Regions from separate parts of the Homo sapiens genome. Here region 1 is linked to region 2. Evidence: read pairs that join two places in POLR2A ChIA-PET (ENCODE). Cell type or tissue: K562. All regions are shown on one strand. Each heading gives the region's core, and the rest is flanking DNA. Links, peaks and the distances in the headings are about the cores only.

Evidence for each region. ChIA-PET counts read pairs that join two places held together with the same protein. Peaks named below come from ENCODE experiments on the same cell type or tissue, not always from the same donor. Only the 100,000 strongest peaks of a DNase experiment are listed, where the experiment ranks them.
Region 1: POLR2A ChIA-PET joins it to region 2 with 6 read pairs; 3 of 35 experiments call an interaction of 5 or more read pairs at or near these places.

Annotation. Positions count from the first base shown.
Region 1 is chr2:37,057,183-37,069,009 of GRCh38, reverse strand. HEATR5B (HEAT repeat containing 5B) reads left to right here. Exons shown (of 36, transcript NM_019024.3): 8 at 80-329; 9 at 3,100-3,255; 10 at 4,020-4,270; 11 at 6,960-7,071; 12 at 8,277-8,429; 13 at 10,023-10,122; 14 at 10,450-10,559; 15 at 11,530-11,693. Among named protein-coding and RNA genes, the nearest start is that of HEATR5B, 21 kb to the left of the region's middle. In K562, for the core only: no CTCF peak of the experiment used is centred there; no DNase peak of the experiment used is centred there.
Region 2 is chr2:38,358,667-38,370,493 of GRCh38, reverse strand. All of the region lies in intron 1 of ATL2 (atlastin GTPase 2), which reads left to right. Among named protein-coding and RNA genes, the nearest start is that of ATL2, 13 kb to the left of the region's middle. In K562, for the core only: no CTCF peak of the experiment used is centred there; a DNase peak (open chromatin) is centred at 6,083; H3K4me3 peaks cover 1,040 bases.

The DNA.
Region 1 (11,827 bases), core at 1,995-9,994, 1.3 Mb after region 2:
TATTTTAGTAGTTGCTTTATCTTTGATTTCTGTTCAGTTATGTAAGTGTATCTGAAGTCGTACCTTCCTCTTTTTACAGGCGTATGTTGTTTTTGTGACAACATTGGGTGGTCAGTGGTTGGAGCGCAGCTTTGCCACGTTCCTGTCCCATGTACTTGATCTGGTTTCCCATCCTCGGGCAACACAAACACATGTGGAGGCTGTGTACTCCAGACGATGTGTTTCCTTTATCCTAAGAGCTACTGTGGGCAGTTTGCTAGGTGAAAAAGCCCAGATTGCAGCTGCCAAAGAAATCTGCCAAGCTATTGGAAAACAAATGAAAGCCGTAGGTAAGAATCAGTATCATTATGTGTGTTGATTACCTTAGTCATTTAGTTCTTTATTATGATTCTTAATAAATATCCATAAGACTGATTAGTTTATCTTTCTGTGTGTTTTCATAGTGATTTTTATTGAGTACTCTTATTTGATATTAAAATCACATAATTACAGTGAAATAGAGTTTTTAAAGATTTGGGTGGTATGTTGGTAAGATTGTGTTTTCTGTTTTATTTCTAGTACCTATACGGATTTTATAACTTTTCTGGCATGCAGCAGCACATTGGTTGCTGTCTTCAAGGAGTAATCTATTGTCCTCTTTCTGCTTTTAGAGCCTGTTGTTTTATAAACATATATTTTTATTGTTTCTTTTCCTCCCCTCGTAGGCTTAATATGAAAACTTAGAGAGGAACAATTACAGATGGTTATTAGCCCGCTGTAAGATGTACTGTGAAACCTCAGTTATACATAATTACAAGAAATTCTTTTCTAAAATACCAGTTTTATAAATTTTTCAATTTAATAAATAGTTATTGTCTTAGATTTGCAGAGCAGTAATTCAGGGTTTAAATAATGAATGAGATAAAGTTTCTCCCTTCATGGAGCTTTTAATCCAGTTATAAACTAAATATAAAAGCAATACTAAAAGCAAGGCAAAAATATAAATTCTAAAAGTTTAGTTTTTTCACTATTATTCACTATTTCACTATACTAACTTTAATAAGGGAAATTATATTGACTAATAGAGGTCTTTTGAAATAAGGATTTAATGAATAAATATCAATAATTTATTTTTTAGAGATATATGTATGAAATGTTTTATGAAATTAGTAAAAAAATATAAATAGTTGTAGTTTTTGTTGTTTATAATGGCTTACTTAGTAAACTCGTTTTATTTTTTATTTTATATTATTTTATTTGAGACAGAGTCTAGCTCTGCTGTCCGGGCTGGAGTGCAGTGGTGCGATCTTGGCTCACTACAACCTCCACCTCTCAGGTTCAAATTATTCTCCTGCCTCACCCTCCTGAGTCAGCTGTTATTACAGGCGTGTGCCACCACACACCCTGCTAATTTTTGTATTTTTAGTAGAAACAGGGTTTCACCACATTGGCCAGGCTGGTCTCAAACTCCTGACCTCAAGTGATCCACCTGCCTTGGCCTCCCAGAGTGCTGGGATTACAGGTATGAGCCACCACGCCCAGCCAGTAAACTAGTTTTAAATGTATAGAGCTAACTGAAAATTATGAATCGTGAATTAAAGTGTTTAAATTAATGAGATATCATTCCTTAAATATGCTAAAATAGTCATCTGTCTTAGATTCACAACTTAAAGAATAATTTGCACATTGATTCATTGAGGAAATGTTTAGTGCCAGAAACACCGCGTCAAATGGTGGGAGTAAAATAGCAAGCCAGATGCATACAGCACCTATCCTCAGGGAGCTTAAAGTTTAGCAATCAAAAGCTAGAGTTTATGCATTTCCAAGTCCAGAAATACCTAAAAACAAGAGTTATTTGGCCAGGCATGGTAGCTCATGCCTGTAATCCCAGCACTTTGGGAGGCCAAGATGGGTGGATCACTTGAGGCCAGGAGTTCTTCAAAAACAGCCTGCCCAACATGGCGAAACCCTGTCTCTATTAAAAAATACAAAAATTAATCAGGCGTGGTGGCGTACACCTGTAGTCCCAGCTACTCAGGAGGGTGAGTTGGGAGGACTGCTTGAACCCAGGAGGCAGAGGTTGTAGTCAGCTGAGATGGCACCACCGCACTCCAGCCTGGACAACAGAGCAAGACTCTGTCTCAAAAAAAAAAATTTAATTATAGTCTTCAATTTATTAATCCATTATATCCTAGTCTGTATTATGTATTTTATAGTCTATTAATTAATAATGAATGCAAAAAAGAAAGTTTTACTATCATTTAAAGGTTCTTAATGTTAAGGTCATAAATTCGTTATTTGATTTTTTTTTAAATCCTGAAAGCAGAATTAAATATAATGATACGTATTGGGGATTTGTGGGCCAGAATGTATTCTCAATTAGTAGTTTGGCAAGCGATCTTTGGTTGTCTCTTGTCAAACACATTTCGATTCTAGTGGAAGCTAAAAGGTTGGGGTAGCAGGCAGCAAGGTTAATTAATGGGAACTTACAGAAACATTCCAGTAAGAGGTAACTTAAGGCATTTTCCTTATAGATTCATTTTCTGGTCAGTAATTTAACAGATACCTCCAATATATTGGAACACTTAAAGTAGCAATGGTAATAAAGTAATAATAGCTGTTAACATTTATTGAATGTGTATTATGGGCAGCATTGTGTTAAATTCTTTATATGCACTGACTTTTTAATCACCACAGTACCGTTTGAAATAGGCATGTAAGCCCATTAACAGATAAGGAAATTGGGACAGAAAAATTGAACATCTTGCTCAATGTCACATAACTAATATAACTAGTGGAATTGGGATTTGAACCCGAGTCTTCTTTCTGCAGTATCTGTGCTTTTATACACTGGATTGCTGCTGCTTGCTAAAATTAGGTTGTATTCCTGGAAGCAAAGATGTATCTCAGTATATATTTTAGCATTATTATAAAGCTATTAAACAACATTTTTAAGTCACTTCAGTGTTTAGTTCTACAAGTTTTCTATTGAGAAATAACTGCATAGTTTTTAACACTCGGACATCAACTGGTATGGCTAAAATCATAAATTGTATAGACCAAAAAAATCATACCACAATTCATTTCTCCTATGTCAAAGACATGATTTTGTGTTTCCAGAAGCAGTAGTGAATGACACAAGTGGAGAAAACAAATCTGGCGCAGCAGACATTGCAGCAAGCCAGCATGTGATGGTCTGTGCCCTCCAGGAACTCGGGAGCCTGGTGCAGAGCTTGAATGCCACCGCATCCCCTCTTATTCAAGAAGCATCTATAGGTATGACATTCAGTTACTTGCTAGTATGTGTTTCCACTTTTTTCAGTCATAAGTGTGATTGATATTTAATTCCTGATTAGTTGCTTATCATCATCATTAGCACTTCAGATCATCAGGTTTTACTTAAATTAATATTCATTGTGATAGGCTGGGCGTGGTGGCTCGTGCCTATAATCCTAGCACTTTGGGAGGCCCTGGTGGGCAGGTCACTTGAGATCGGGAGTTCAAGACCATCCTGGTCAACATGGTGAAAGTCTGTCTCTACTAAAAATACAGAAATTAGCCAGCTGTGGTGACACGTGCCTGTAATCTACTTGGGAGGCTGAGGCAGGAGAATTGCTTAAGCCCAGGAGGCATAGGTTGCAGTGAGCCGAAATCATGCCACTGCATTCCAGCCTGGGGGACAAAGTGAGTCTCAAAAAAAAAAAAAGTTTCCTTGTAAAGAATATTGAATTAAATGGTTAAATAAAGTTTTGGAACAGAAATCAAAAGCAATTGTGGTAGTTTTTTTATAAAAATTGACTAAAATTTGTTGAAGACTTCTATTAAATTTTACATCAATATTGAATATAATTGTACTATGTTCTTCATAGAAAATGTTCCTTTGAAGTACTCTACTGTATGTAGTTTTAGGCAAAGTTGTGGATCTATATGTGTGAAAGCTTGGTGATTGTCATTTCAGTTATTGTTTTTTAGATAGTATTTGAGTTTCTGAAATCATTTGACTTCATTAAAGAGTAATATTTTGAGTATTTCTTGTTTAGGGCTTTTGGAGATTGTGACTTCAGTGCTGCTTCATCCAAGCATGGCTGCCCGACTTGCTGCTGCATGGTGTTTGCGCTGTGTGGCTGTGGCATTACCTTTCCAGCTGACACCATTTCTAGACAGGTGTGCAGAACGGCTCAACAACTTGAAGACCTCACCAGAAGCTGTCAGTGGATATAGTTTTGCAATGGCTGCTTTGTTAGGTGGAGTACATCAGTGTCCTTTGGGCATTCCTCATGCCAAAGGAAAGGTATGACGGAGATCCTAGACTTGGGAATGCTGTCACGTGGGCTTTGGTCTTTATAGGAACGCTGCTGTGTTTAGTGTTGAACAGGGTGGTCAAATAACAGTTGTACTATGTTATCATAAAACATAGTGTTCTTACTATGGTGTTAACAGACCCTATTATAATTTGATATTTAATTCTGATGTAAGGATAATAGATTTTGTCCAAGTCTAGTAACATGTTATAATTTATTTTAGAGGGAAAGAGAAAAAAAACAGCCTAGGCAACATAGTGAGACCCCATCATTACAAAAAATAAAAAAAGTTAGCCAACTTCATGGTCCTAGCTACTGGGGAGGATGGGTTGGAAGGATCACTTGAGCCCAGGAGTTTGAGGTTACAGTGAGCTATGAACATGCCACTGTCCTTCAGCCTGGGTGACAGACCAAGACCTACCCTGTCTCAAAAAAAAAAAAAAAAAAAAACCCAACCTTAGATATAGTAATTATTTGAAAGTCAGAGCTTTTCTTTCAGCTTTTAGAAATAAAAGTTCACATTGCTATATATTCAAAGATGTCAGGATAATACGCTATTGTAATATTTAGCATTTTGATAATGTTTAGTAAAAATTGAGTGGTTTTAATAAATCATGGCCGGGCATGATGGCTCATACCTGTAATCCCAGCACTTTGAGAGGCCGAGGCAGGTGGATCATTTGAGATCAGGAGTTTGACACCAGCCTGGTTAACATGGTGAAACCTTGTCTCTACTAAAAATACAGAAAAATTAGCCGGGCATTGTGGCCCATGCCTGTAATCCCAGCTACTTGGGAGGCTGAGGCAGGAGAATCACTTGAACCCAGGAGGCGGAGGTTGCAGTGAGCTGAGGTTGCACCACTGCATTCCAGCCTGGGTGACAGAGAAAGACTCCGTCTCAAAAAATAAAATAAAATAAAAAATATGAGTAGCTTTTTTTTCTCCTTTCTTTCTGTTGTATACTACTATCATGGTTTTCTTCTCAGTAATCTTAAGTGTTTATATAAATATTATTTGAAACTTTACATAGGCAGATTGGGGCTAGAGTTTTAAATTTTGATTTTTTTTCTGGGACATTAAGCCCATGTCCATTCATAGCAGTTGCATAGCTACCGATGAAATCCAGACTTCCCTCTCACTTTGTCATATCGTTGCTTCCTCATTCTCATCTTCCTCAGACTTTCCATCTTCCCCACACGTCCCATCTTCCTCATACCACTTTCATATTTTACATTTGCCCAGAGACCCTTAGGGACTACCCAGTACTCAGAGAGTAAAATATAATCTCCTTTGTCTGGTAAACTGGTATCTTATAATTTGACTTCATTCCGCCGTTCATTCAAATTTCCTGTTGCTCTAATTAGACTAGTTATCTTCCTTCCTTCCCTGGCCTTTTTCAGCTTCGAAGCCTTTGCTCTGCTAACCTCTTAGAGTTTCATCTCCCCTCTTATTCAGCTGCACCAAATTTAAGTCTATACTAGCCATTCTGTGTGGATGTTAATACAGCAAAGTACCGAGAACAGTGCTAGCCCATGTGACCACTAAATAAATGCTGTCATTATTAGCACTATTATTCCACATTCAAAGATTTGTTGAACTCCTATTATGCATCTACCATTGAGCTAACCTTGCCTGGGCGTGGTGGCTCAGACCTGTAATCCCAATGCCTAGGGAGGCCGAGGCTGGAGGATCACTTTAGGTCAGAAGTTTGAGACCAACCTGGGAAACATAGTGAGACCCTGTCATACAAAAAATAAAAAATGAAATTTTTAAAATTTTCCAAGTATGTTGGCATACACTTGTAGTCCTACCTACTCAGGAGGCTGAGGTAGGAGGATCCCTTGAGCCCAGGAATTCCAGGTTACACCGAGCTATGATTGTGCCACTGCACCCCAGCCTGGGTGACAGAGTGAAACCCTGTCTCTAAAAAACAAACAAATAAGTAAGCTAATCTTTTGGAGCTTACAGTCTTAGAAGACACAGGAAAAATGAGAAGTGGATTTGTCACATGATGAAATGACAAAGTAGTAGCATAGATGCTGTATTAACTTATTTTATCCTTGCAAGGCTGAGATAGGCATTCCTATTATTTCTGTTTTACCAGTGATGGAACTAAGCAGTGCTAAATGAGAATGCGAGTAAATGGCAGAGATGGCATTTGGCCCTAGAGCTTGTCCTTAACTACTACACTGTTCTGGGTCTCTTCAGAGTCATCAGTGCAATCAAGACTAACCAGGTCTTGATGTTGCCTCTTTCAAAAACATGCTAATAACACGAGAGGACAACTTCTTTTTTTTTTGGAGACGGAGTCTCGCTCTGTCACCCAGGCTGGAGTGCAGTAGTGCAATCTCTGCTCACTGCAACCTCCGCCTCCCCAGTTCAAGCAATTCTCCTGCCTCAGCCTCCCAAATAGCTGGGACTACAGGTGCCCACCACCATGCCTGGCTAATTTTTTTGTATTTTTTGGTAGAGACAGGGTTTCACCGTGTTGCCCAGGCTGGTTTTGAACTCCTGAGCTCAGGCAATCTGCCTGCCTCAGCCTCCCAAAGTGCTAGGATTACAGGCATGAGCCACCGCATCCAGCCAACAACTTCTTTTAAGTAATGTATGCTAGTTATCTGTTTCCTTATTTAATTTAACTTGTTTGAATTAAAATCCAATTCTAAACTTTTCTTGCAGATGGTAGTTAGTATTGCTGAAGATCTTTTACGAACTGCTGCCCAAAATAGCAGGCTATCTTTACAGCGCACCCAAGCTGGCTGGCTTTTACTTGGAGCACTTATGACTTTAGGTATAATTATATTTGAGTAGGATTTTTGTCACGCTATAACTGTCAGTAGCCTGTAAAGCAAATTTAATTTAAAAGTGTTAAGCTTCACATTCTGGATTTTCATTGAAGTTGTAAAAATGGTGTAAAGATGTTTTCCTCGTCATTTGCTAGTAGATTTCTCTTTTTGGTAATTATTGCTTAAGTACATTTAATGAGAAAGTTGTTAGCAAAGTTTCACCTTTACCATCAGAATAACCTTTGTCTACCTGATGAGTTTAGTGTTTAAAAGAGATGAAAATATGAGGGAAAATTTCATACCCTAAGTGAAAACCAGCAGTGTGATTTTAGAAGAGTGGTAAAGTCACATTTAATTGGTATTGTTAGTGCTGCTTTTCTGGGGTAACCCTTAATGTGTTTCACTCTTAAGTAGTGTGACAAATCTGCATTGTAGGCAAAATTTAACATTGTACATAGTACAAAAATACCTATTATTGTGATGGGGTATGTTCATATTTTAGTTCATATGTTTAGCTGCTGCTGTAAAAAGTGTGTGCATATATGTACTACAAAGTTATGACACAGATCTAAGCATCTATCTGTTGGAAATTATACTTTGACCTACTTTTCTTTTCTGAAGAAAACAAAAAGTTGCAACTCATTTCCAGAAGTTTATGTTAAGTATGTTCAGTGGTATGTTAAATGAATTTTTTAGCAATGTAAATATAGATTCCTAGGTCTGAATATATTGCCTTTCCATGAAACTAAATTAACCACATAAATTGCCCCCAAAACTAAGGAATATGTATCTGTATGTGTGTGTGAGTGGGTATATTTGTTTATATACATATGTATATGAAAAAGACCTCATAGAATGTGTCTCAGATATATTTTATTGATAATATGCAATCCACCATTCTCAATACAGTTGGGTTATCCTTTAAAAATTGCTTTTTGTGTATTTTATGTTTGGATTCTAAAAATATTGACAGTTTAAGGTGAATTTTGTTATGCTTTGATCTATATTTTAATCAGTGAATAAAGGTTGAAAATAATGTAATTTTAGAGATAAAAATAGAGTGAAATAACAGATATTGTTAAACATCAGTATTTTACTCTATTTTCATCTCTAAAATTACATAAAGTTTGTGTTGGGCTCATTTTGCTTGACACTTGTTTGTAAGGTATGTTACATATACATGGTTTTGTATTCTCATTTTCTTGGCTAGGACCATCTGTCGTTCGTTACCATCTGCCCAAGATGTTGTTATTGTGGCGAAATGTTTTCCCACGTTCCTTAAAGGAATTGGAAGCTGAGAAGGCCCGAGGCGATTCTTTTACCTGGCAGGTAACTTTGGAAGGTCGTGCTGGAGCTCTATGTGGTAAGAACTGAAAGGATTGTGCTTCACAATATTATGACATAACTAAAATATTTGTAAAGTAAAAGAAAAATCACTATTTTATAGTTTTTTATTTTACTAGGTAATGATAAATTCATAGGCTTTTAGATTTAAATAGAAACTTTATAAATGATCCACTTCAGTTTGCTAATTTTGTAATAAAAATGAAACCCAGACTCTGAAAAAGTGTTTAGACCTGGTGGTTAGACAGGAACTAGAACCCAGGCCTCTTATTCCCACTTGTTGCTATCTTACCTGTCAAAGAAGCACTGAGTCACCATGTATAAAAAAAAGAAAAAATACCCAACAGCTATTTAAAGAAAAAGAAACTCAGGATTACCAAAGTTATTGGCATTTGCAGTTAGTCTTTTCATAATGGAGAAACAGCTGTTTTTTCACATCCTTATCAAATCTCCAAACCTTCATATATTTTTCAGATATCAACATTACAAAAATAACGGATACAGTTGTTTTTGTCTGGGAGTTAACAGCTTACAGGAAACGCTCAGGTTTTGTTTCGTTTGATAACTAGAATGACATTGGATGTACCAGTTCTTTTTTGGTTTATCTCAGAGTGAAAACTACTTCTTTTTCCAAACTGGGAGAGAGATACATGTTTCACCACAAGGGCAGCCAGGCAAGGGGGCACCTTTACTCTCACACATCTAGGAGGTGTTTTAGTCTAGGCTCTATTGCTAAGGGGCCAATAAAAATATTTTTTTCTCACTGGACCATTTTTGTTTATATACATATATATTTACACAAATATATGTAAAAATTCAAAATGCAAAAATATATGTAGTGGCCGGGTGCTGTGGCTCATGCCTGTAATCCCAGCACTTTGGGAAGCCAAGGCGGGTGGATCACTCTCAGGAGTTCTAGACCAGCCTGACCAATATGGTGAAACCTTGTCTCTACTAAAGATACAAAAATTAGCCAGGCGTGCTGGTGCTTGCCTGTAGTCCCAGCTACTCAGGAGATTGAGTCAGGAGAATTGCTTGAACCTAGGACGTGGAGGTTGCAGTGAGCCGAGATTCCGCCACTGCACTCCAGCCTGGTTGACAGAGTGAGACTCTCTCAAAAAAAAAAAAAAAAAAATATATATATATATATATACACACACACACACACACACACACACACACACACACACACATATACATATATATCTGTAAAAGTTGCAAAAATATATTTAATATATGTAAAAATTTCATGTAAATTTTAAGGCATTGTTTATACACATAAATGTATATGTGTATAAACAATGCCTTAAAATTTCTTTCTTTGTAGTCATCTGAATTCCTATGGGATCATAGTCCTCTGAATTTCCACCCGAAGAATCTCTCTAACCAGTACCTTCTCTTCCTCCATTTTTCTATCCACCTTTTTTCTAGCCTTTTCCACGATTTTTCTTTGTAGTTGTTGCAAGTTTTTCTTTTGGTTCGACATGGTTTCAGAACCTTATACGTTATAATAATTAAGTATTACAACTGCCTTTATATTTATACAATTTTATAAATTAATTCATGTTCACAAAAGCTACTCCAAATCTGTCCTTTTAAACATTTTATCTAGCCATGAGGAGCTTCGTTGCACATTGTCCTGAGCTACTAACTGAAGATGTGATTCGAAAATTGATGACCCCTATTGAATGTGCCATGACTATGATGTCACAGTAAGTAAGCGATTGAGACAAGTTCACATCCTATTTTATATATTAATAATATACTTCTCAGCCATATTTTGTGCTTTCTTCTAGAATCATCTAGGAAACATAAAACTTTATTTTTGTAATATAACTTTAAAAATTACAGCAATGGTGTGGATTGAAATACAGTTGTATCTTAAAGTGTTTTTGTTACAGCAAAGATCACAACATAAGCTAAAATGAAAGTGTATACTTATCAGTGTAGTTTGGCAGTACATTGATACATTGCTAAAAAAATTTATAAGTAATACTTATTCTGGTAAGCCATTACCAACTATGTTTTTGATATTTTAGCATTCCATCTGTAATGAAAGCCCATGGAGCTCATCTGAAAGCTAGTGCTGCAATGGTCCGTTTAAGACTTTATGATATCTTGGCTTTGTTACCTCCAAAAACTTATGAAGGTAAATTAAAAATTTGTGGTATCTGATAAAAATTTTTCTTTACAATTCTTCACCGTATTATAGAGTCTTGACAAAGGCTCTCCCACTGACTTACTGTGCAAAGGAAGGCCACCATTTTATTTTTCTTCATGTAGAGTAGCTGATACTTGTTGACTCCTTACTGTGTTCTGGGTCTCGTTTTCAGCCTTTTGTATTAGCTTTTTGACTGTGTTGCAACTTATGAGGCCTTTAGCCCTATTTTATAGATGAAGAATCTCAGATTGAGAGACTTAAAGAAACTTAACTTACCCAAGACTTAGAGGTAGTTAAGTGGCAGAGCTTGGATTCAAATCTAGCTGGTTTATCTTCAAAGTGTGCACTTTTGATTAATACACTGAAATGCTTCCTATATACTGTAATATAGCAAATAATTCGAGGATCTGGAGGGAGAAATCAAATATTATGTAAAATATTAATAGTAAAATAAACTATTGATTTCTTTCCAGTATAATCATGCCAAAGAATTTTGGTGTGCTGTGGTTCATTGTACATTATTGGGCAATAAATAATAATAATCATATCACATTTAATATATTTAAAATAAAGTATCTTTGTTTGTGTGTGTCTTTCAGACAGGGTCTTGCTGTGTTGCAGAGGTTTGTCTCAATCTCTTGGGCTCAAGCAATCCTCCTGCCTCAGCCTGCTGAGTAGCTGGGACTACAAGCATGCTATGGCACCCGCCTCTCTTTCCTCTATTTGAGTTTTTTGGTTATTTTAAATAATTTGGGCTAAAAGACACAATACAATATATGAAAGGAAGTACCATTATTGTATATTAAAACCAGCATTTAAATATAGATTTTTTTTAAAGAAGAGAACAGAGACTTAATTATTTTATTCCTGTTGAACATGTTGCAGCTCTTTGTGGGCAATGATTATAATTTTCACAAAAATTATTCTTTTTAATCTGATCTGAAGTTCTGTTTTTTAGGATCTTTTAATGCACTTCTTAGAGAACTGGTAGCGGAATTCACTTTGACTGACAACTCAGCCAACACAACTACTTCCCTCCTCAGATCCCTCTGCCATTATGATGATAGTGTTCTTCTTGGTTCTTGGCTTCAGGAAACTGATCATAAATCAATTGAAGACCAGGTAATAAACATAGAGGAAAATGAAATACTAACTTAATCTGAAACAATGGTCCTATTACACATTGTCACTTAAAAAGAAAATAGTGTATAGAAAGGTTTAATCCCCATTTAGTGTTCTTAGACACTTAAAGATGG
Region 2 (11,827 bases), core at 1,330-9,329:
GGCTGGGTTGATTTTTTTTTTTTTTTTTTTTTTTTTTTTTTTTTTGGGACAGAGTCTCACTCTGTCTCCCAGGCTGGAGCGCAGTGGCGCGATCTTGGCTCACTGTAACCTCCGCCTCCCAGGTTCAAGTGATTCTCTTGCCTTAGCCTCCCGAGCAGCTGAGATTACAGGTGCCCGCCACCGTGCCCGGCTAATTTTTGTATTTTTAGTAGAGACAGACCAGGCTGGTTTCAAACTCCTGACCTCAGGTGATCCACCCACCTCGGCCCCCAAAGTGCTGGGATTACAGGTGTGAGCGACCGCCCGGTCTTGATTTTCTTTCTTTTTTTTTTTTTTTTTTTTTGACGGAGTCTCGCTGTCGCCCAGGTTGGAGTGCAGTGGCGGGATCTCGGCTCACTGCAGGCTCCGCCCCCCGGGGTTCACGCCATTCTTCTGCCTGAGCCTCCCGAGTACCTGGGACTACAGGCGCCCGCCACCTCGCCCGGCTAATTTTTTGTATTTTTTTTAGTAGAGACGGGGTTTCACCGTGTTAGCCAGGATGGTCTCAATCTCCTGACCTCGTGATCCACCTGCCTCGGCTTCCCAAAGTGCTGGGATTACTGGCGTGAGCCACCGCGCCCGGCTTTGATTTTTTTTAATGACAAATCCGAGAGGAGTTTTGACGGGAAAACACCCCTGTTCTTAGAATTTTTTCAAGATGGCTATTAATAGCATCTTCATAAATTGCTGTTTTCTTTTTATCAGCACTTTAATTTTTATTTTTTATTTATGTACTTATTTTTGAGATAGGGTCTCAAATATGCAGCCTCCACCTTCTGGGCTCAAGTGAACCTCCTGCCTTAGTCTCCTGAGTAGCTGGGACTTACAGGTGTGTGCCACCATGCCTGGCTAATTAAAAAAAAAAAATTGGCCGAGCATGGTGGCTCACGACTGTAATCCCAGCACTTTGGGAGGCTAAGGCGGGTGGATGACAAAGTCAGGAGTTCGAGACCAGCCTGACCAACATAGTGAAACCCCGTCTCTACTAAAAAAATTTATTTATTTTTTCTTTGAGACAGAGTCTTACTCTGTCGCCCAGGCTGGAGTGCAGTAGAGCAGTCTCGGCTCACTCTACCTTCTGAGTTCAACTGATTCTCGTGCCTCTGCCTCCCAAGTAGCTGGGATTACAGGCATGTGCCACCACGCCCAGCTAATTTTGTATTTTTAGTAGAGATGGGGGTTTCACTATGTTGGTCAGGCTGGTCTTGAACTCCTGACCTCAGGTGATCCACCCACCTTGGCCTCCCAAAGTGCTGGGATTACAGGTGTGAGGCACTGCACCTGGCCTGACATGTACATTTTCAAGAAAAAGCTAGATCCATTCAGAAAGGTTTTACCCATTTATTCATCAGGGTTAGGTTTGTGCTTGTTTGCAAGTATCTTTGTTCACAGTGGGTGTTAATTAAAAATAAATGCCAACATATAGGTAAAAATGGGCATATTACAGTTTAATTTGCAATTTTTTGATTGTAGTTGATGTTGGAATAGTGATATGGAAATTGAAAATGTGAATTAGTTTATTTACTTTTTTAGAGATGAGGTATCACTATGTTGCCCAGGCTAGTCTCGAACTCCTGGGGTTAAGCGATCCTCCAACCTCCACCTCTCAGTGCTGGGATTACAGGCGTTAGTTACTGTGCCCAGCTCTGACTTCTTTTTATTAATTGCTTTTTAATATTTTTTGAGCATTTCCCAGTATTTCTTTTATTGTTTTGTAAAAGCCTGTTTGCATGCAGGAAATTATTTTTCATATTTGCTTTTTAATTTTGTATTTTTTTGGTGAGAATTGTGTGTGTTGGTTTCTTTCATGTTTTTCTTAAATAAATTGGCAATTTTTTTGAACTTATTAGTGGTAGTCTTAGTCTTTAGGCATGCTATTGGAGTGCTTTTAAAAAGTTGTTATGGCTGGGTGCAGTGGCTCATGCCTGTAATCCCAGCACTTTGGGAGGCCAAGGCGGGCGGATCACCTGAGGTGGGGAGTTCGAGACCAGCCTGACCAACATGGAGAAACCCCGCCTCTACTAAAAATACAAAATTAGCCGGGCGTGGTGGCACATGCCTGTAATCCCAGCTACTAGGGAGGCTGAGGCAGGAGAATCGCTTGAACCTGGGAGGTGGAGGTTGAGGTGAACTGAGATTGCACCATTGCGCTCCAGCCTGGGCAACAAGAGTGAAACTCCGTCTCAAATTAAAAAAAAAAAAAAAAAGTCCTTATTTTAGAGTCCAGGTGCGGTGGCTTACGCCTGTAATGCCAGCACTTTGGGAGGCTGAGGTGGGTGGATCATGAGGTCAGGAGATAGAGGCCATCCTGGCTAACACAGTGAAACCCCATCTCTACTAAAAATACAAAAAATTAGCCGGGCGTGGTGGCAGGCGCCTGTAGTCCCAGCTGTTGGGGAGCCTGAGGCAGGAGAATGGTGTGAACCCGGAAGGTGGAGCTTGCAGTGAGCCGAGATTGCGCCACTGCACTCCAGACTGGGAGAGAGAGCGAGACTCCTCAAAAAAAAAAAAAAGTTGTTTTAGGCCGGGCGTGGTGGTTTACGTTTGTAATCCCAGCACTTTAGGAGGCCAAGGTGGGAGGATCACCTGAGGTCAGAAGTTCGAGACCAGCCCGGACAACATGGTGAAACCCCATCTCTACTAAAAATACAAAAATTAGCTGGGCATGGTGGCAAGCGCCTGTAATCCCAGCTACTCCAGAGGCTGAGGCTGGAGAATCACTTGAACCCTGGAGGCGGAGGTGGCAGTGAGCCGAGATCGCGCCATTGCACTCCAGCCTGGGTGAAAAGAGTGAAACTCCGTCTCAAAAAAAAAAAAAAAGTTGTTTTAAATGGGCGGTTTTTTTTTTTTTTTTTTTTTTGAGATGGATTCTTGCTCTGTTCCCCGGGCTGGAGTGCAGTGGCTCACTGCAAGCTCCGCCTTCCGGGTTCATGGTATTCTCCTGCCTCAGCCTCTGTAGTAACTGGGACTACAGGCGCCCGCCACCATGCCCGGCTAATTTTTTTTTGTATTTTTAATAGAGACGGGGTTTCACCGTGTTAGCCAGGATGTTCTCGATCTCCTGACCTCGTGATCTGCCCGCCTTGGCCTCCCAAAGTGCTGAGATTATAGGCATGAGCCACCGCGCCCGGCCTTAAATTGTTAATCATATATTGATTGTTTATTCGTATCTCTTTTTATTGTCGGAGAGTGGGCATCTGTTTCAGTGCCTAGTAGCGTGGTAGAAGAAAAGCAAGCTTAGAAGCTAGGTTCAGATCTCTACAAATAAGTTTTAGTTTCTTAAAACCTAAAAAAAAACCTACCTGAAAAGTTCTAAGATTAAAAGATAATGTCTTGGCTGTGTGCGGTGGCTCGTGCCTTTAATCCCAGCACTTTGGGAGGCTGAGGCTGCAGGATGGAGCTGAGCCTGGGCGACATAGTGAGACTCTGTTGCTAAAAAAAATAATAATAGTAATAAAGATAATGTCTTAAAGTGTTTGGCATGTACTAAGTGCACAAAGTTATCATCTCTTCTCTTGAGGGTAGGACATGAAGGGGCTGGGGTTAGTTTTCTTTTGGGACTAGAGGCCGGAATGGGACAGGCAAATAGAGGACCATACTTAGACAAATAATTAGCTTTTTTCCCTTGATAGTTTTAGTTGACATACTGTGTACCTACCTTATAAAAGGGCTTTTGAGCTGCTTATAGTGAATACCTACAAAAAATAATGTAGACAGATGCTTGTTCTAAGCTTTCACGTAGATCATAGAGACTTTATGCATATTTGTGAGTTAAGTTTATCGTTAAGCTTATATGTTCTGAAGTAGAAATTGCCGTGTGCTAGAGTTGTTGAGGAATACTTCATGGAAGAGGGAGGCTTTGTCGTGCTTTGAAGAATGGGTAGATCTTAGAGAGCAAAGTGTAGGCTATGCCACTGGTTTGAAGATAAAAAAGATAGGCAGTATTTTGGTAACTTTTTATGACATAATTTAAACATTTGACCCTGATTTCTGAGAATTTTCAATCTAAAAGAGATGCTTAAAAAATACTTAAAAGCAATTAGATAGAGGCAACTGAAAGACCAAATGGTATTAGAGTATGTTTAATAAAAAAAGGAATGGGGCTATTTTCCTGTAGCCAAATAGAGCAAATAATTGGTTTAAGTAACTGGATAATTCCTGGAAAAATTATCTGAGGAGCTCAAAATGCAACTTAAAAACTGTGCTAACATCTCCTTCCTTCATCCTGTTTTTGAGCGTGTGTGTTTATTTACTACAAGGAATCCTGTCATGTACCCTCAAATTGCCAAACTAAGAGGGGACAAAAGGAGAGTATAGTGCGAAGCTCTGACTTTATCTTTGTTTTTTTTTTTTTTTTCAAATTAGTCACATTTTATCTAGTTGGAGGGGTGTTTATTTGTCTCCTTTTGGCACCATTCCCTTCTTTTCACGGCTGCTCTTGTAGTAGGAATTTTGTCTGTATTGAGCCAAGTCTGGAATTTGAGTGAATACTTACCTCTTTTTTTTTGAGACAGAGTTTAGCTCTTGTCGCCCAGGCTGGAGTGCAATGGCGCGATCTTGGCTCACTGCAACCTCTGCTTCCCAGATTCAAACCATTCTCCTGCCTCAGCCTCCCGAGTAACTGGGATTTTAGGTACACACCACCACACCTGGCGAATTTTTTTCTTTTTGAGATGGAGTCTCATTCTGTCACCCAGGAATGATCTCTGCTCACTACAACCTCTGCTTCCAGGGTTCAAGTGATTCTCCTGCCTCAGCCTCCCAAGTAGCTACTCCCAAGGGACTACAGGTACCCGCCCTCACGCCTGGCTAATTTTTTTGTATTTTTAGTAGAGATGGGGTTTCACTATGTTGGGCAGGCTGGTCTCGAACTCCTGACCTCGTGATTCACCCACCTTGGCCTCCGAAAGTGCTAAGATTACAGGTGTGAGTCACTGCTCCTGGCCAATTTTTTGTATTTTTAGTAGAGACAGGGTTTCACCATGTTGCCAAGGCTGGCCTTGAACTCCTGACCTCAGGTGTTCTGCCTGCCTCGGCCTCCCAAAGTGCTGGGATTACAGGTGTGAGCCACTGTGCCCGGCCTTCTCTTTTTTTAAACTGCTGCTGTAACAGTCATCTGAGGTAGAGAGATGTGGCAGAATGGAACTTAGTGTCTAAATTTCCAGAGTATTGGCTTAAAGCTTTTTGAAATTTGTCATAGTAGCCCTATTCGATCTAAGTGTCTATTCTAAATTTAAATATTCTAAATTTGTGTGTGTGTGTATTTGTGTGTGTGTGTGTGTGTGTATTTGTGTGTGTGTGTGTGTGTGTGTGTGTGTGTATGATTCCCTTGCTAACTGGCTATCCCAAATTTCAGAGTTCTTTTATGGCTTGATACTTTACAACTCTTAAAGTAATTTTTTTTTTTTTTTGAGACGGAGTCTCGCTCTGTACCCCAGGCTGGAGTGCAGTGGCGTGATCTCAGCTCACTGCAAGCTCCGCCTCCCGGGTTCACGCCATTCTCCTGCCTCAGCCTCCCTAGTAGCTGGGACTACAGGCGTGTGCCACCACGCATGGCTAATTTTTTGTATTTTTAGTAGAGACGGAGTTTCACCGTGTTAGCCAGGATGGTCTCAATCTCCTGACCTCGTGATCCACCCGCCTCAGCCTCCCAAAGTGCTGGGATTACAGGCGCAAGCCACTGTGCCTAGCCAACAAAGTTATTTTTTGAGCCTAAAAGAGAATTCTTAAACTATATGCCTGAGTCAAGGAAACCTTCTGTGTTTTCGATTAATTCTTGATCCGTGTGCTACAAAATCTTGGAGCTCTTAGAGTCATTGTACTAAAAATACTTCCGGAAATAGGAATGTAGTACATTGTCGTTTTATAAGGCATGTAAGAAAAGTGAGTGTTTCATATAACAAATATGGAATAATTTGGCCTAAGGCCACAGAGAATGATGTTTAAGAACTAGCTCTTCCATTTTTACTGTCACCTCTTGACTTTGGGCTTCTCACTTTATATTCGGGCTCTTGAAATTGCCTTATATCTGATTTGCGCATTACACTTCTTACTCATCACTTTGAGTTTATCTCTGCAACACAGCTTTGACTCTCTCTCCTCTGCTCTGAAATTGTCAGTGGTATTCCTCAGGGTTGATGTCCAACATTCTCAGACTATACTTTTATTTTTATTTTATTTTATTTTATTTTTTGAGATGGAGTCTCACTCTGTTGCCCAGGCTGGAGTGCAGTGGTACAATCTCGGCTCACTGCAACCTCTGCCTCCCGGGTTCAAGTGATTCTTCTGCCTCAGCCTCCTGAGTAGCTGGTATTACAGGCATCCGCCACCACGCCCGGGTAATTTTTGTATTTTTAGTAGAGACAGGGTTTCACCATGTTGGTCAGGCTGGTCTCCAACTCCTGACCTCATGATCTGCCTGCCTTGGCCTCCCAAAGTGCTGGGATTACAGGCGTGAGCCACTGTGCCCGGCCTAGACTACATTTTTAAAGTTAGCCTTAATCTGATCCTCAGGGCTTAAGAGGTGCAGCCGTCTTCAGAATGTCTTTATTGATAACCCTAGTTTAGATAATCCAAAAAGGGCTACTTTTGTACTCAAATAGCATTTCCTTTATTTTACAGTATCCTTTTATACTTTTTGTGTTAGAACCGTTAAGAGTAAAGACTGTTATTATTGAATTATACTTCTGTCTAGTATAGTGCCTTGCTCTCTAGTTACCAGTGTGAAGTAGGTAGGATGGGAGGTCTTCCTCGTAATTCATGACAGATTGGATAGTAGGTGTCCTGAGAATTGTTGGAGTTGGTGAATAGGAAACAGTGAGTTACACATTTACTTATATTTAAATATATGTGCTTATCTTGCCAAAGATGGGCAAATATACTTTTATTGCATCTTATATTTTAAAGGTATGCAATTTAATACTTGCCCTTCTAGAAAGTTTATGAAGAAAAAATTGTTCCCCAAATATTGGGAGACTGTGTAAATGATTTGCTGACTGTATAAATACATATTAACTAGGGAATTTTTGGAAAAATAGCTGTATGCCAAGATTTGTTATAAAGATGATAAATAACCCCCCCCCCCACCTTTTTAATAAACAACTTGTATTTTTGGTAGCTTTTTTCAGGTTTCTAGAAGTACTGAGCATATAAGAATTCAGATCTGAGTTTATTCAGCAGACATGCTCATTTGATAATAAAGATGCTAACAGTTTGGCTTAGTTGGAGGATGATGCATTTTGACAATTAGAAAGACCTGGTTGTGCATCCTCAGTTGATTACTTACAAAATGTGTATCCTCGCAGATTGCTTTATCTGAGCTTCAGTGTACTCCTTTATGGAAACAAGGAAACTCATAGCTACTCCACAAAGTGATTTTGAGGTTTAAAGAGATAATAGGCACATAGTCGGCACTCTGTGTTTTTCACTCTTCTGTAGTAAAAGCTACAACACCTAAAATTATTTCATACAGTGAATTATTTTGAGGGATGAGAAAGTTACTAATAATGTTTTCCTCTTTTCCTCCAGATGTCCATGTCTTTCAGTTCTTTGCTCAAATGTCATCTTGTAGGAGAAGTTATCTGTGACTACTGTCTTCAATGACAACTCCTGCCTCCATTTCCCTTGGCTCGCTTTACTTTTCTCTGTAGCACTTAACACTAGCTGACATCACACATATGTTTTCTATTGCTCTGTCTTTAGGATGTAAACTCCTAAGGGCAGGATTTTTGTTGTTGTTCTTAATTTTGTTTTACTACTGAATCTGTAGTTCTCAGAACTGTGTTGTAGGTGTTCAGTGACTATTGAAAGAATAAAGATTTATGCACCTCCAGTTCTAGACCTTTCACCCCTTGTGTCAGAATTAGCATGGTGCTGGTTAGTGGGGTGCTTGTTAAAAATGTAGATTTCTGGACTCCATGGATCAGCTGAATCAGACTCTGGAGGTGGGGTCTAAGAATCTGTATTCTGAGCCAGTTACCCAGATGGTTCTTAAACTCTAGTGGGTGTGAGACTCACTGTTGTACGGTGTGGCTGTGGCTAATTAAATATTGACAGTATTAACTCAGTCATAGGCCCATGATAAATAATTGAATTACAAATGTGTTGACCATTCTTTAGTAAGCAGTTTTTTGCCCCGTGATATGTCTGGTAAGGAAGGGTTATGTGTATTTGTAATTGTGATTATTTTGGTTGCTCTAGTTTTTTCCTAAACATCTAGTTTAATCTGGAACTTTAGGGAGCTAGAAATCTCAAATACCAGATGTTAGCGAATCCACCTTTCCCAAGCAAAAACAAGCCCTTTAAACCTATTCTTATTCTGCGCTTGTAGTTTTTTACTCATAAGAGTCGATTAGCTAATACTAGGGATTTATTTTAAATGATAAGCATCATTATGTGGACTGATTTGAGTCTCCTTTCTATGGCTGTATCACTGGGGAACAGTGATTGATCTGTTTAAGAATTATCCTATAACATCGAATAGCAGTTTGGTATAGTGGAAACAGCATGGGTTTAAAAGATAGAAATCTTGATGCATGCATTACCTTTTAACTGTAGAATCTTAAATAATTTTTAAAAAAACATCTTCGAAGATCCACATTTCCTCTCTGTGAAATGGGACTAATAGCTAAGTTACTGGGTTGTTGAGAGGATTATTTCATTGAGTCATTTCAGTAAAGGTAAGTTTTCTTGCCTGTCTGTGGAAGTAAATTTTGAGGCAAATTAAAATGTTTCATTAAAAACAATTGTAATGTATTTCAAACTTACAAAAATGACAGAGAAAGATAAAATAGATACCCAAGTAGCCATTGCATTAATCTAATACATAATATTTGCCATATTGATTTTGAATCCTTTTTAAAAGAGAAAATGTTACTGTGCAGTTGAATGGTTCACCCAATAACCTTTCTCTTTTACCCTTTCTTCGTAGATATGCACCTGTCCTGAAAGTGGTGTATGCTTTCTGGTTTTTAAATAGCTTATAACATTTGTATATTTCATAAATAATATACAGTATTGTGTTGTGTTTAAAACATGGTGAGTGGTTCAGACTGTATTTTGTAGCTTGATTTAATTTAAATTTTTTTTTTTTTTTTTTTTTTGAGACGGAGTCTTGCTCTGTCACCCAGGCTGGCGTGCAGTGGCGCGATCTCGGCTCGCTGCAGGCTCCACCTCCCGGGTTCATGCCATTCTTCTGCCTCAGCCTCCCTAGTAGCTGGGACTACAGGTGTGTGCCACCACGCCTGGCTAATTTTTTGTATTTTTTAGTAGAGATGGGGTTTCACCACGTTAGCCAGGATGGTCTCGATCTCCTGACCTCGTGATCCACCTGCCTCGGCCTCCCAAAGTGCTGGGATTACAGGCATGAGCCACCGCGCCTGGCTGCTTGATTTAATTTTTTTCATTCCACGTTGGTGTGGAAGCTTATCCATATGTAAATATTTAGATCTTATGCATTAATTTCAATTCTCTGACTTATTTTTTATTTATCCATGGGTATTTAGGTTGTTCCAATTTTTTTTTTTGTAGTTACCAACAATACTTTGGTGAACAAGGAACCATGTTTCGTTCTTCTTGTATATGTATGCAGGAATTTCTCTAGGATATAAACAACTTACCTAAAAAATATTAAAGTAAGAAAGTTTCAATATTGTGTACTCTCATTCTTTAAAAATCTGGTCCACATAACAAAAGTATGTTCTCCCTCATTTCCCCCCAAAAAAGTACCTAAGAGCCCGTCTAAGACCCTTTTTTTTGGTCTTGACTTGAGGTGAGATTTTCTTCAAGACTTCTCTGTAGAAGAAAATGAAGAGACTTGCAGAACCTGAATAAAATGTCTGAATTTCTGTCTTGTTGATTATAGAGTTCCCCGAGGCTGGGTGTGGTGGCCCACTCCTGGAATCCCAGCACTTTGGGGAGGCTGAGGCAGGAGGATCCCTTTAGTCCAGGAGTTTGAGACCAGCCTGGGCAACATAGTGAGACCTGGTCTCTACAAAAACTAAATTAGTTGACTGTGGTAGTGCATGCCTGTGGTCCCAGCTACTCAGAAAGCTGAGATGGGAGGATGTCTTGAGCCTTGGGGGTCAAGGCCACAGTGAGCTGTGATTGTGCCACTGTACTGCAGCCTGGGCATCAGAGCAAGACCCCATCTCAAAACAAATAAGCAAAACACCCAAAATCTTAAAAAAAAAAAAAAGAATCCCCTGAGCCATCGCTTATTCTAGAATCTCCTGACTAGCTAACAAAGTTGACTTCCTAAATTTTAACGTCATTTAAAATACCAAATTTAAATTTACTTTAGTATTCTTTTTTTTTTTTTTTTTTTTTGAAATGGAGCCTTGCTCTGCCCAGGCTAGAGTACAGTGGACGACGATCTCATCTCACTGCAACCTCTACCTCCCAGGTTCAAGTGATTCTCGTGTCTCAGCCTCCCAAGTAGCTGGGATTACAGGCATCTGCCACCACGCCCAGCTATTTTTTTGGTATTTTTAGTAGAGACGGGGTTTCACCATATTGGCCAGGCTGGTTTTGAACTCCTGACCCCAAGTGATCCACCTGCCTCGGCCTCCCAAAGGGCTAGGATTACAGGCGTGAGCCACCGCGCCCGGCCAACTTTAGTATTTTTTTTAAGTACACTTACATATTCAGGTGTATGCTTTTAAGAACTGGGTAATATTTGATGACAAACTTTGGGGAAAAATACTTTTGAGTTTATACATTTATAAACCATTTTACATTTTTCTTCGTCTATTTTAATAAATGCATAAAAGTATTTTTTGCCTTAGTGTTCTTTAAGTGGGAACAGCAAAAATTCTGTGACATCAGTGGTAGTTACTATGGAAACGGGGTACATTTCAAGTGGAAAATAGTATGTGAATCCTATAGGAAAAACAACTCTTTGTTTCCTGATTTAATAGTAATGAAGGAAGGAGATGAATGGTATTATATACTCTTTAAAGCATTTTTTTTTTTTTTTTTGAGATGGAGTCTGGTTCTGTCACTGAGGCTGGAGTGCAATGGCGGGATCTTGTCTCACTGCAACCTCCCTCTCCCGGGCTCTGGGGTTCAAGTGATTCTTCTGCCTCAGCCTCCCAAATAGCTGGGATTACAGGCGTGTGGCACCACGCCTGGCTAATTTTTGTATTTTTAGTGGAGACAGGGTTTCACCATGTTGGCCAGGCTGGTCTGGAACGCCTGACCTCAGGTGATCCACCCACCTCGGCCTCCCAAAGTGCTAGGATTACAGGCGTGAGCCACTGCAGCTGCCCTCTTTAAAGCATTTTTAAAAGTCTATTTTAGGATGGTCTTTTGTTGTTGGCTAGAAAGGGACAAGTCTAAGGGAGAAAATATTTGATAACTGAAATTGTTAATAAGTCGTTTCCTGGAGTCTTTAAAATTTTTGTTTTTGTAATTTGCATTGTAGTTCTAATTTTATATGAGAGAAATATGAGTTTATAAGTTCTTAATGTTTTACAGGACCAGATTATAAGTTAAAATATTTTCTTGTAGTATCTGTTTGACTAGTAGCTGTTTTTTTCCTTCAAAAAAAATTTATCGAAGTCCAAGTTTGTGTCTTTGTCAGTACTTGTAATACTTGTATCCCAGGCTGCAATAGTCTTGTGGGGGAGACCCAGCACTGTTATAAAAGCTCACCCAGGTGATTGGATGAGCTAGACTAATAGTTTAATAGAGCTAAACTAGCTGATAGTTTTCAATCCTAGCCGTATATCATGTTAACGTTTTAAAATAATTTTTTTTTTTTTTCAGACGGAGTCTCGCTCTGTCGCCC